Regions from separate parts of the Mus musculus genome. Here region 2 is linked to region 1. The links are chromatin contacts, found by Hi-C or POLR2A ChIA-PET in ENCODE. All regions are on one chromosome and are shown on one strand. The core of a region is the stretch at or near the end of the contact, and the rest is flanking DNA. Distances in the headings are between cores, read along the strand shown.

What was found. Hi-C counts contacts between places; a loop is a spot of excess contacts on that map. ChIA-PET counts read pairs that join two places held with the same protein, here RNA polymerase II (POLR2A).
Region 2: a map of T-helper 1 cell shows a loop between it and region 1 (2.4-fold over the local background). The contact joins the promoter of Shisal2b here to the promoter of Cwc27 in region 1. A Hi-C loop is called at or near these places in 1 of 37 maps with a recorded cell type or tissue (T-helper 1 cell). POLR2A ChIA-PET finds 5 or more read pairs at or near these places in 3 of 5 experiments (Patski and embryonic stem cell).

The regions. Positions count from the first base shown.
Region 1 is chr13:104,812,599-104,819,508 of GRCm38, forward strand. Cwc27 (CWC27 spliceosome-associated protein) reads right to left here and starts at 4,355. Exons shown (of 14, transcript NM_026072.1): 1 at 4,089-4,355. The coding sequence starts at 4,130. It overlaps Srek1ip1 (splicing regulatory glutamine/lysine-rich protein 1interacting protein 1), which reads left to right and starts at 4,572. Exons shown (of 5, transcript NM_026075.3): 1 at 4,572-4,768. The coding sequence starts at 4,756.
Region 2 is chr13:104,859,494-104,866,403 of GRCm38, forward strand. It overlaps Shisal2b (shisa like 2B), which reads right to left and starts at 4,400. Exons shown (of 3, transcript NM_029984.1): 1 at 4,030-4,400. The coding sequence starts at 4,220.

The DNA of each region.
Region 1 (6,910 bases), core at 3,105-5,604:
AGCAGAGTAACTAAAACCAAATTGATCCTCATGAGGAATCTCTATATATAAATCACATTTTTTTTTCTAAACTTCCTTTGCCTTGTCACAAGTTAGTTTTGATAATGGGGGAGGTTTAAAAATCATTCAGGAGAGCCCTGTCTTGTAAGGACGCCCTAGAAGGTGTAATGTGGATGAGAAGGCTTTTCATTTCGTTTTGTTTTGTTTTGTTTTTTGAGACAGGGTTTCTCTGTGTAGCCCTAGTTGTCCTAGAACTCACTCTGTAGAACAAGCACAGATCAGTCTGCCTCTATCTCCTGAATGCTGGGCTTAAAGGGGTGTGCCATCATTGCCCAGTGAGAATGCTTTTCAACAACAGCAAGATGAGAGGGGTAACTCCCTCTTGTCTCCCACCAGCTTGTACATTTTTGCTACTGTATTTCAGAAGCCTAGGAAAGGCTATTATAAATTATGCAACACTAATGAATGCATTGCATCTTTAGGGACATTTTTGGGGAACACACAGATCTTTTACAACCACTCTGCAAGAATTATGAAAATGAGAGAAGCGAAAATATCTACATTATGGTAGTTTTTTTTTTTAACAGTTTCATTAACCTATAAAGAAGTATGAAAAATCTAAGTATGGTAGTATGCACCTTTAGTGCTAACACTCAGGGGGCAGAGGCAGGCACATCTCTCTGTATGGCCTGCATGGTCTGCGGAGCAAGTCAGGTAAGGCTACATAGTGAGATCCTGACTTCATTTCTCTTCCTTTATTACATTTTTTTATTTAATTGTTTTTATTTGTTTACTTTTTGTGGGTGAAACTGAAGCTGGAATGAACCTGAAATGATACTGAGCACTATTTCTTGACTTTCCATAAGTGCTGACCTACTTCACTGTCCCTTCCTTATATGCTTGAAATAAAACACATTTTACTATTAGGGGGGACTTAGGCTTTTCTTCTTAGCAACCTTTTAAAAAATTTTGTGAAGTTACAAAGACCATATTTAGAAGTAGTTCTGATTTTAATTTTATAAAAACATAGCAATATTTATTGAGATATAATCTATATGTAAATAATACTTATTGAGATATAATCTACATATCAATGTCACCCTGTTAAAGAGTTCCCTGGATTTTAGAATTTGGCAGCCACTGCCACTATTTCCAAAACATCTCATTTCCCTATAATAAAGCCTTGACCCATTTCAGTCCCTCTACTCCTGCTATCCTCACCTTTGGCAACTACTAATTTCTTTTCTGTCTGTGTGGACATTGCCATCTGAACATTTCATATGAATGGAATCATACAAAATGTGCCCCTTTAGCCAGGTGTTGTGGTGCACGCCTTTAACCCCAGGACTTGGGAGACAGAGGCAGGCGGATTTCTGAGTTCAAGGCCAGCCTGGTCTACAGAGTGAGTTCCAAGACAGCCAGGGGATACAAGAAACCCTGTCTCGAAAAAACCAGAAAAAAACAAAACAAAAAAAAGTGCCCCTTTGTATCAGATTTCTTTCACCAAATATGTTTTCATTGAAATTAGAGAGGTCTGTCTTCCAGTTCTGTATATTTAGGCTTAAAATGGTTGTAAAACCTCAGTAGAGCATAAACAATGGCTTTATAATCTTAATGACAAATATTTCAAGACAGAACAAATATTTAATACAAAGCTCATTTTACCAATAATAAATGGAAACATGTATTCCCAACAACCTTCCTAACTTCGACTTGACAGATTTCTCACGCTTTCTATGCTTCAATGCTACCATTTTTTTTTTCTTACATTGTTTTTTGTTGTTGTTGTTGTTGTTTGTTTTGGTTTGGTTTTTTGATTTTTTGGTTGGTATTTTTGTTTGTTTGTTTGTTTGTTTGTTTTTTTTGAAACAGGGTCTCAATGGGGCTTTGTAGACCAGCCTGACCTTGAACACACAGAGATCCATCTTCCTCTGCCTTGGAGTACTGGTATTAAAGGAGTGTATGGCCACACCTACCAAGTTGTTACATTTGTTTGTTTTCAAAACAGGGTTTCTTTGTATAATCCTGGCTGCCCTGGAACTTGCTTTGTAGACCAGGGTGGCCCTGTACTCAGAGATCTACCTGTCTCTGCCTGCCAGATGCTGTGATTAAGATAAGCACCACTACTCCTGGCCAAGTTTCTACATTATTACTGCTATCTTTAAAATGACATTTGTGAAAGCAGGCTTAGTTAATCTAGGTACCATGTAACTAACAATTAAAACTTAGATCATAACATTAAAAAATTACCGACAAGTACCTGGACTTTGTGTGATTTCTTTTTTCTTTCATTCTTTTTTAAAATGTGAGTTCTGTAACATGTGTCTTTAATCCCAGTGCTCTATGGTGAGCCAAGGAGACAAGAGGTTCTCCAGAAGCTCACAAGCCAGCGAGGCTGGCACAGGCAGCATCACACAACAAAAAGACGCTGCCTTTAATTAAGCTGAGAGAAGATAAGGGCCATCAACTAAAGTTATTCTCTGAACCTTCGAATGTGTGCAGTGGGACCAGCATGGAACAAGACACAGACACAAACAGACATAGACACACATACACACACACACACACACACACACACACACACAAAGTTTTAAAAATACTTGTTGTATGAATGAGCTCCTGTTCAGAAGTGCTTTTACTCTGTGGATATATCAAATCATTTCCTACAGTAAACAACTGTTTCCAGCACAGCTAAGGACTCATATGAAACCCTGTTTTAGTTCTTAAAAAAGAAGTCATTAGAGTCAAACAACTAAATGTGCCCATGAGGAATAACAGTTTAACTCCACCCTCACCTATGCTTAATACCTCTCAGAAGCTAAAGAAACAGCATTAAGTCATGTGCCTAGCTATTCTTTCGTAGTGTACGAACTCTACGTAAAGCAATGTTCTAGGCCAGTGGTTCTCAACCTTCCTAATCCTGTGACCCTGTAATACAGTTCCTCATGTTGTATTTACCCTCAACCGTAAAACTATTTCCAGCTATTTTATAACTGTAATCTTGCTGTTATGAATCCTAATATAAATATCTAATATGCGGGGTATCTGATATTCGACCCCTGTAAATGGGTTATTCAACCCAAGGGGTCATGAGCCACAGGTTGAGAACCACTGCTCTAGATGCTCATCTTCAACTCTATAGTGTTTGCATTCTATATAGGAAAGAAACCAAGGTAAGATACTGTTAAATACTGGGTAATTGCTGAGACCCAGGGCATCACTGAGATCTGCTATTTGATAGGCTTCTTTGTTACATTTGAACAGGTAAAATAGCAAACTAGAGAAATGAAGCGTGAAGGTTCTGCATTGTGGAATGGTCAGTCTATTTCATCTCTACACGCATTTATTCATTAAAATTAATATTGTCCTCTAGAAATATATAGCTCAGCATGAAATCTATCAGGGAATCTACTCCCATTCCTATGAAATAACATTCCTCACTCCTCCCCTGCTTCTAACTGACAATTATCTCAAAAGATATCTCCTCCAAGATGTTTTCCCCATCATTTCCTGTTTTCCCTCCATCACTGTCATGGCAATATAATCTCTTCTTCAATACCTCCCAAGCAAAGGCAGGTGTGTTCATGCACGTCTGTAATCCTGAGATAGGGAATTAGTATATATATACGTGTGTGTGTGTGTGTGTGTGTGTGTGTGTGTGTGTGTGTCTATAATACAGACACACATATAAAGGTAGAATACCAACCTTTGTATCATCAGCACCTAGTAGAGTGCGTGGTGCCAAAGAGGCCTTCAATAATGACTGTAGAGAATGCACGATCTCCAAGTTAAACAACAAGCAAAAGTGTACAATCTTGAGATAAGTCTTAAAAACAATAGACACTAGAAGGCGCTCACGTGAGTTGGATCAAGGAAGTTAAGGGGTCAGAAGACTAGCGAATAGGGAGGTTGCCCAAGAACTCTTTCAAAAATATGCTGAGACACGTCACCGTAAAGAATATAAATGCAACACTGGCCATATGCAGGGTGTGGAGAAGAGTCCTTTGGTCTTTCCACCTCTAAAATCCCCGATAGCTGCCCCTCCCTGCCCGCCCCCAGTCACCGTGTCCAGGAGGTAAGGCTCTCACCTTCCCATTAGTGGGCGGCTCCTGGATGTAGATGTTACTCATCTTGCTCAGTGCTCAGGACTCCGCTCCTTAGTGTGGCCGCAAGCGAATGGCGGGTCTCCGGCGAGGCCCACCTGTTAGCACACAATTCTTTAACCTGAGTATTTGGGGGAAAACTTCACTCGGTCAGAGTCGGACAAGACAGCCGTACTAATCACTAGTTACTCCCCAAACTAGCCCATCATGGACGCCGCCATGTTGCTCCCGGACCGGAGCACCGCTAACCCCGGGAGGGGGGACTTCCCTGTCCTTCAGGAAACTAGAAAAGACTATAGGACCTCTACAACTTTAGAGAATTTGTAGCGAGGTTTATAATACGAGCTAAAGGGCCAATCCGTAAATCCCGGGGCTGCGTCCAGGTCAGGCGATTGCAGATAGCACTCACCTCCCGAAGCGGGCCGAAATGGTTCCGACCGCGTGTGCTCCGCGGTAGGACACCCCTGGAAACTGCATCCACAGCCACTTAGTTCCGCCAACCCTAGATGTGCATCGGGCCTTCCCCTGCCCGGTGAAGTTGTAGTGGCCGGGTGGGAGAGATCCCTTTGGGAATGCGCTGTCCTCGCAACGGACCTGAACCTAACGTGATCTCGAAAGCCCAGGACTCCGACGATCCCACTCACCTTGCATCATGGCAGTCCCAGGTGAAGGTCAACCGCAGGGCTCTCTCACTCCAGAGGAATGAGACGAGCAGGGAAGCCCAGAGCACGGGGGTGGGTGGCAGCGAGCACTTGGGGAATCAGGCGAAGGCCTAAAAATTTAGATTTGGTCGGCTTACATGAAAAAGCTTATACTACAAGTTCAAAGCGGGGTGAGAAAGATAGGGAAAGATCATCTCTGTCATTCTTGGACAAGCCCAAACTGCACAGGATTAGAGGGAAAGTGTATTGTAAGAGGGACAAGGGACTTGGTGACAATGAGAACTGTAGGCCTAAGGGGACAACTTGCCCAGAAGACTGTAACTTTCACACGATTTCAAAATAAAATTCGAAATGTGAGCATTTTGCCGAATCCAGGTGGCTATACACATTATACTGAAAGTCGCCAAGAAGAGCACCTGAGGCTTGTTCTAGCACTTCCAGCCTGTAATTTCTATGTGGCTGCAGGCCCGCTGCTGTGCCCTTCCGGGCCTCAGTTTCCCTATCAGTTTCAAGACAGTGCTTTCTCGAATTAGATCTAAGATTCTTTGTAGGTTCCACTTTTGTGTTCAGAGGTTTCTAACCTAGAAACGGCAAACTGAGCTCCGGGGATGTTTTTGTTGCTCCAGTTTACTGGGGAGCCGCTAAGAACTTCCCCAAGCCGACTTTGTCAGAATGTGTTTCTGTAAAACCCTATTATCAAGCAGGTGTTTTTAAGAGATATACCCGCCTCGCATCTCGGAGATTCACAGTGCATAGTACTGTAGGAAAGACCCTCAAACTATTTGTGAAGCCCCAACTTTGCTTAACACTGCCCCTTCCCGCTACTGTTTGACCCCTGTCTTTGTTCCGTGGCAGCCTTTTCTGAACTTTATTCTAGAGATTACTGTTGCGGGGTGGGGCTGCTTCCTAACTTCTGCAGAGGAGCACTCCAGGAGCTGTGAAAAGAGAGGTGACTACATTTATTGAGTGTGTGGCAGTCAGCATGGTAGAAACCCTTGCTCTCCTAGAATTCGGGGGGGGGGGGATTTACAGAAAGTAGAACTAACGCTGGGGCGAGCAAAAACAGGACACCTAACAGGATCCAGAGTGTACAAAAGGATGTTCCAGATGAAAGCTAAAGAAAGGTGAGAGTGCAGGGGACCTGCAGGGAGAGGGAGCAGATACAGAAAGGAAGAGGAACTAAAAGAGGGAATGAAAGAGCCCTGCCGTGGCTAACGATCAGCTAACCTGAGAGAAAAGAGAAATTAACTAAAGCGATAATTCAAAGTATCTAACTTTTACTATGTAACCCATGTATCTGATACTATGTCAAACATTGTATATTTTTTTCCTCCCTTTAATAACCACTGCTATGAGATAGCTGTTGTTAGTCTCACTTCACAGACGGAGAAATCAAGTAACTTGCCTATTACAAAAGCTAATGGAGATTATCCAAGCTCTTGGCCACCATGAATGCAAATGCATTCTCCAACATATCCATGGCACAATAGATTCCCTGCGACTGAAGGACCTTACAAGCAAAAACAAAGTGTTAGGATGTTAATAGACAGTAGGAAAACACTTAACAGCTTTAAGAAAAATTACATTTTAGGATACTGTGACCTAGAGGAGAGTTAGTTAATGTAGAGGCGTTGTTGGTACTTAAGGGTGATTCTGGTCAGTTATGTTACCATTGAGGATGTAGACTCATTAAGAGAGAAGCAGCTAATTTGGAGGGGGGGGTGGTGGTGGTGGTAGAATCACTAAGAATTAATTGCTTTGGTGTGGGTAGGAAATGAGATTAACCTGGTTTTTGACATTAGCTCATTTGAGGAGGCCTCATAACTGGGAAGACATCCCTCAAGATCAGAGTTGAGAGATGGTGGTAAGGTCAGTCTGGAACTTGTGTTGAGGTCTATCTGGCCCGGGATGGAAATGGCCCATAGATAGCATGGGAATAAACAGAATACTGGACAAGAAGTCAGAGTCAAAACCAACACTTATTATAGGACTAAAAGGATAAAGTGTGAGGGACTGTGCAGACACAGTGGGTAATGTGTGAAGGGAAGACCTGACTGGAGTCTAGGAATAATAGCATGTAAAGGAAAGAGCTGAGAACCACGAGCCTGCACAGTACTTGCCTAAGCATTTCGTGAGGCTCTGGTG
Region 2 (6,910 bases), core at 3,150-5,649, 47 kb after region 1:
CTTAGAAAAAGACAAGTACATTTTTAAAAAATGTAACAGTAAATTCAGAGGTCTGCCTAATTTTGTAAACACAGACAATAAGCTAGTCGGATGGGGTCTGGCTCTGAGATCATCATTCCCACCATCCTGAGCCTAAACTAGTTCTGTCCCAGGCTGACCTTGAACTCAGGAATCTGGCAACTTTTGCACAAACAATAAACTTAGCTGTGTGGGATCTTGCCCCATAATCTCCACTCCCCAAATCTTTCCTTAGTATCTTTCTGACAAACTGGCTCATAGTGTGGCTGTCTCTGTTTTTTTAGGTCCATGACGCTCCTCATATAATTCATCCTGCATCCTTATATTTTGCAGAGTTGAGAAGTTCTGTTTATATATTTTTTAATTCATGTTTTCAGGGTTCTTTCCCACAGCCTTAAGGGTTGTCTTGAACATCTCATCATTTACTACTTTTGTGGCGGACATCAGACATACCCTTTCCTCTTGGACTCATGCTGTCTCTGACTATCATGGACTAATTAAATTTAGCAGAGAGAAGAACGTTCCTCAATAATCTTTGCAGGGAGAATATTCCTAAAGGAGGAACATAATGTAAGTCATGTTCATTATTATACAAACAAGCCTCATGCCTAGCAACCATCAACACTCATGGAGGCCCATGCCTTGGTGACTCTGCTCCAGGGATAGGAACCATGTCACCTTATCTCTTCCATGGCCAGGCAGGACTTGACGATATACAAAGCTACAACCATTGCATAAGAGAAGAGAGTTTAGTTAAAAGAAAACTGGTTTCAGAATGCATCTGAAATTCAAGTCTGAGATTTTCCTGCCTAGCACCAGAAAAGAAGCCCATGTCCCTTCCTCCAACGGTCAAATGTGTCCTCAACTGTCATCTCCCCTGCATCACCTTTGTAATCATTCAATATGTGGTTATACATATGGCTAGACACTAAAGTATAAGTATACGTTTTTATAAACGTGTGCACTTAGTACTATCAAGCAAGAGAGGGGATTTGAAAAAGCAGCATTGTGCTGAACTGTACGCAGACTTGTGTCTCTCGAGTCATGTGTAAACAGCCATAATTAGATGTTAGGCTATTCAAGAGCAGATTTCAGCCGGTTGTGAACACTTTAAGTGTTTAGTTTATAGAAAATATTCAACAGATGAAAGTAAATACTAATTAACTTATGATTGATCTGCCTGTAGCAATTTGGAATGCACATCACTGAGAAATAATGATCTCCGTCTTCATTATCTTCCTGGCTTGTCTTCAGGCTTCTGCTTTCTCTCAGGGATCAGGCCCTAGCAAGCTTGACTTTAGCAAAAGGAAAAGGGGGAGTTTGACTGGGGACACTAGGAGTGCCACTGCCTTGGGAGAAGGAACAGTATTGAAGGCGACAGGCTGTTTACTCCATTCTCAATTGATCTGATGCAATAAAACAGGCTTGCACACAAGAGCTTGTCTCCTGAGCTGCAGACAACATGGATACAAAGTTCCAAATTCTCACGCTTGATTTATTAACTGTCCCAGACATCCCTGCATATAGGGAAGACTGGGGAATTGTATGGCAGAATCGAAACAGAGTTATATATTTGAACCTGGAGGCTACTATGCTGGCTGTCCTTTGCTCTAATAGGATTAGAGGAAAAAGCCCTTGCACCTTGCGTTCTGAAGACGGTATCCAGGAGGGTTAGGATCACTTTCCTATACACAGACATGCACGAATGCAATCTATGATTTTTGTGCATAAAGCAGAGAGATGAGGCATGTGGACAGATCCCTGAAATGAGAATCCCAGTTGCTGAAAAATAATTTTCAAAGTAAAAAGTGACTTAGTAAATTAAAATGTGCTAACCTAATGAAACGGAGCGTATACATCATGAATGTTTAATGCACGAGGTTTTAAAAGACTCCACAGTGTGGAGGAAACTCCAAAGGTATGTTAACTGCTGCAGCGCCACGGCCCCATATTACAGAAGCATTGCTTTGTCCCTGAAGACCTTCATGTAACGATGGAGATCCAGGAGTCCCTTAAGTTGGTCATGTCAACAAATACTTATTCAGCATCCATTCATGAATGGTTCTGATAAATAAGCCTCATTTTCTTAAGACCTGGAAAAGGTTACTGAAGTAGACTCTTTGAATTTAGGGTTTTAGAAGAGTAGGGAAGAAATGAATGGGGCAGACACTGGAAAGGGAGAATTGTCCTTCCTAGCATTCCACTGTTAGAAAGTGTGAGAAGCTGTCGGCACATCCATATAGCCATTCTCCTACTTAGCACCTGCCCTCGCCTCAAGGTAGCTCTGGCTGCCTGTCTCTAGCAGCTGTGGAATCTCAGTTCCAAAGCTACTGACTTCTGTAATATGTTTCGCAGTTGGAGTATTTTAAATTAGGATCGAAGAGCAAAGAATAGAAGAGAAATGAAGCTCTCATAAATGTATCCTCCTGTGGCGTTTCCAGAGCTCAGCAATTCACAGGAACCCCTGGTTCAATGTAGCCAACTGATGCCCCCAGTTAAAGTGATTTTCCTATTTCCCCTGACACTGGACTAACTATCTGTTTTGTCCTGATGAAGATAGACCCCAGAAGGCTGATCCCTCCTTTGTGTTCTCGAAAACCTCAGGAATGTTCAATGGCCCTTTCTGCTTGTCACTGTGGCATCTAGAGATCTGAAGATCTTGGGCACCATTTTCAATAGAGTTTGATTTGGGCATTGCCAGGCTCAGTTGGCACTAATTCTACCCTCATCAACACTTTCAAGCACTCACAGATGAATGACTGTCTGAGCGTGTCTAGAAAAGCCCAGATAACAGGACAGTCCATCACTTTCTTCCCCCAAATAATCTATTGAGGACAAAATAAGTTGACATAATGTTCTGCCAACTTTGTCCTACTTTGTTTGCTATTGATCTGACATGTGTGTCTAGTTCTCGATTGTAATGAGAAAGTGATGTGATAGTAACTCATGCTAGCTAATTCTCTCTCTCCCTGCCTCCCCCTCCTCTACACACACACACACACTCTCTCTCTCTCTCTCTCTCTCTCTCTCTCTCTCTCTCTCTCACACACACACACACACACACACCCTCACACACGCTCACACACACAATTTATGTTAGGAGTTTAAGTTCTTTCCTATAATATTAAGATTCCATTCATTCTGTACACAAAAGAAAAGAATCAAATTTAAAGTTTCTAAGTTTGCAGTCTTCTAGAGGGAGCATTTCAATGTGAAAACAAGCATAAAGTCTGAACAGAAATAAGCGGGGGGTGGGGGTGGGGGTACAATGTAGGAAAAAGAATCAAGAAAGGCTTGTCTTTGAAAAGTGACCAGACGTCAAGCCATGGTCAAATGGTTCAGGTGCGAGGGAAGGGTGTCTAGAAAGGACACACTGTGTGTAAGCAGAGTAACTCAAGCTCTTCCTTCCGTGCTCGACCCTTCAGTCTGGTTGTGCAGTGTCAGTGTCCGAACCGCTGAGAAGAGCAAGTTGTAAAGCCTAGTTGTATGTAGCACCTACTCAAGCCAACACACAAACACACACACACACACACACAGAGAGAGAGAGAGGGAGAGAGAGAGAGAGAGAGAGAGAGAGAGAGAGAGAGACCCCAGCTGCCCAGTGACTCTAAGTACTCCATTGGTCCAATACCTCAACCTGGGTTCCAAAGAAGCGTCCTTTCCATTCAAATGTACCATATCAACAAATACCTGAAGAGGAATTAAAACCTCCAGTCTTGTTAGTAGAGTTTCCAGCTCATCTCACAAGCAGTGGTCCCTGGGGTAGCCTGGGATATATACAGGGTTCTCATTTGTCTCCAGGGTTCTCTGCAGAAACCATTCAGAAATCTGGCGCCTTGGCACGAGGACCTGAACCCAGCCGGAGCTAGACTTCCCTGATTCCAGCTTTGTGTCTTTCACTGGTCACTTTCCCGGGTCTAGAAGGAGGTTGCCCTGCCCAGCCCTGCCCAGCCCTGCCCTGCCCTGCCCTGCCCTGCCCTGCCCTGCCCTGCCCTGCCTTGCCCTGCCCACCTGAGGCTCCACATGTAGCTGTGCTTGTAGGGGAAGTAGCTGCCCGGCTCGCTGCAGCAGTACTTGAGGTCTGCGAAGCCGCAGCAATAGAGCAGCGCGGCCCCATCGCCGCGCTGCGGGCACTGGAAAGGCTCCACGAAGCTGCGGTTGAGGCTGTAGTAGCCCGAGCACAGGCGGCTGCTCTGGCTCATCGCCGGCGGCCGTGCTCAGGATCCCGAGGTGCGTGCGATGTGTGCTCGGACTGCGCTCGTCCCAAGCCCAGGCAACCCTGGGCGCCTCCTGCGATTTGGGGTCCAAGTGCCTGGCACTCAGCCTCTGAGCCCTCTCCGCTCTACCTCCCGCTGTCCACGAGGTGCCGGAGCTCTCTGCTCTCACCGCTGGGTCTGGTCTCTGAGTGGTCCCTTTCTCTGATGGCCCAGCCCTCTGCCTCTTCTCCCTCTCCGGAACTCCGACTGTTTTCTTTGCTCTCTACGGACTCCCTTCCAGTTTCATTCTCTTCATCACAACCTGTAGCAGTCTTCACATCAGAAGGATCTCTGTAGAGGGAACAGCAGAGGTGGGCTTGGGTGCAGTTTACACAGGTACAGCCAAAGTGTCATGGCACTTTGTTTGCCCAGTGACATGGCAAATGGGGTCTGGCTTGCAAAGGCTTTACCTGGGTGGACTACTAATCCAGGTTGGGGAGCAGGCTAGTAAAAGGGCCTCTGATTAGCTTTAGTGAGAGTACAGGGTGTTCAAAGTCAGGTAACAACATTCTCTTAGAAAAATTAACTGTGGGTGTTTTAAAAAAACATACAGTGGCACCCCCATGTTCACCTAAACTACATGGAAAAGGGAGGAAAGGCAAGAGATGGTGGAAAAGAAAGTGAGAAGCTTCCAGAAAGTGAAGCAGAAAGGGGAAGACTTTCGGTCACTTCTGAAGTGCAGAAACCACTTTTTCCGTTGATTCTCATTTTCCTAAGCGATTTGTCCAGTCTTTTGAAATAACATTAGCGATGTGTCCTTGTTGTAGCAAGTCAAACAATACTGCGGGGGGGGGGGGGAGGATAAGAACAAAAATAACAATAGCTTTCACTGGAAGCTAGTGCCTGCAGAATTTCCAGGGCAGAGCACTGTTCATTTTCTTTTCTTTTTTTTTTTCTTTCCATTTTTTATTAGGTATTTAGCTCATTTACATTTCCAATGCTATACCAAAAGTCCCCCATACCCACCTGTTCATTTTCAAATTCTGCTTCCTTCCTTTGGCCAGGGGCTTGATTGGAAGGCAGACATCATGAACTTGTGTGCTGGATATTTTTCTAGTCTTATAAATATTTCCCAGCCATGCTCTGGGACACAGCTACTTGGAAGCAGTTTGATTCTTTCCAATTTGTTTTTAAACCTTGTTAGGCGGGGCCAGCATGGGCCTGGGGACTACATTTTTCCCTACAGAAACCAATGCTTTCTGAATATTCTACTCCATGCATTCAGAATCGCAGTTTACCAGTGGCAGCAGACCCCACCACCTCCAGATCTGTCGGAACTTTTTACTTGATCTTAGCCAAAAAGCGTAGAAGCAGGAACTTTAAAGACCATTCTCTCTACTCTTTTCAATGTTTCTTTCCCCAGCCTCAGACAGCTTCCTCCCCTATGTATACAGATCAGTACTAAGCTGAACATTCTTGTACCTTCGAAGCTAGACTATAGGTCATTTGTCCTCTCACCCAATTCTCTCCTCTCTGGAACCATGTTCTGATACCCCCCATGGCTTCCTGGATTCTCAGCGTCACATTCTCAACTCAGAACCAACCAGACTCCACCTGAATCTCACCCATGCTGCTCAGCAGCTACATTTGTCACAGGGCGGAGGAGGGTGGGTAGGAGGAGCCTCACAAGGCTTCCTTCACCTGTTTCCACTTAGACGCCACATCCTGCAGTGCGCCATATCTACGGCCAGGACCCATTGTGTCGTGGGTTTTGTTTCTTTTTTTTTGTCTAGAGCTGGGAATTCAATCTGGTTTCTAGCATTCCACAGACTCAGCCAGAGATTGGACCCAATTTAGTTAGGTCTGGGCTTGGTCTCTCTCATAGGAATACAATTCTATCACATGCACAGGAAGGCAAAAGAAAGTAGTGGGCAAAAAAAGAGAAAAATGAGGCAGAGAGGAGTAACAAACAAGGGTTTGACTAAATGTTGAGGGCTTTGTGGATTTTTGTTTGAGCTCTTTCTTGCACCTTCATTCTTTTGAGATCCCTGAACTCAAGAGCAAATGTCCCTTTCCAGTAAATGTGCCTTTAAATAATTTTATTTTCGAGACTGGATTCAGTGGGCCTTGAACTTACTATGTTGTCAAAGGTAACCTCGGCCTTCTGATAACTCCTGTCTTCACCTCCCCCCCTCCAGTGTTGGGATGGCAGGCATGCACTGCTATGCCATTTGTATACATATCTAGTATTATTTGCATAGATATCTAATGCTGGGAATCGAATGTAGAGCTTCCTGAATGCTAGGCAAACACTTTACCCATTGAGTCGCATCCACACCCTCACATTGGTTTCTACTACAGACAGGCACCACACAACAACATGGCAATCAATGATGAACCACATATACAGGAGGCAGGGGGACACCCATGCAGTTTTATTGCCTAATGACATTATAACAACCTTAGTTTGTGTAAATACACTCTATAATGTTCACACAACATAGTCAATTAGTAAGGACTCCCAGAATGCTCCATTGATGAGTAGCTGGTCACTGTTGCTGCAATAAAAACGTTTCTGCCTCACACAGGACGTTTTCAGGGGAAAGCCAGAGGAGAGAGTGTTGAAATTACAAAATAATGCTGTCTTAGTTAGGGTTTTACTGCTGTGAACAGACACCATGACCAAGGCAAGTCTT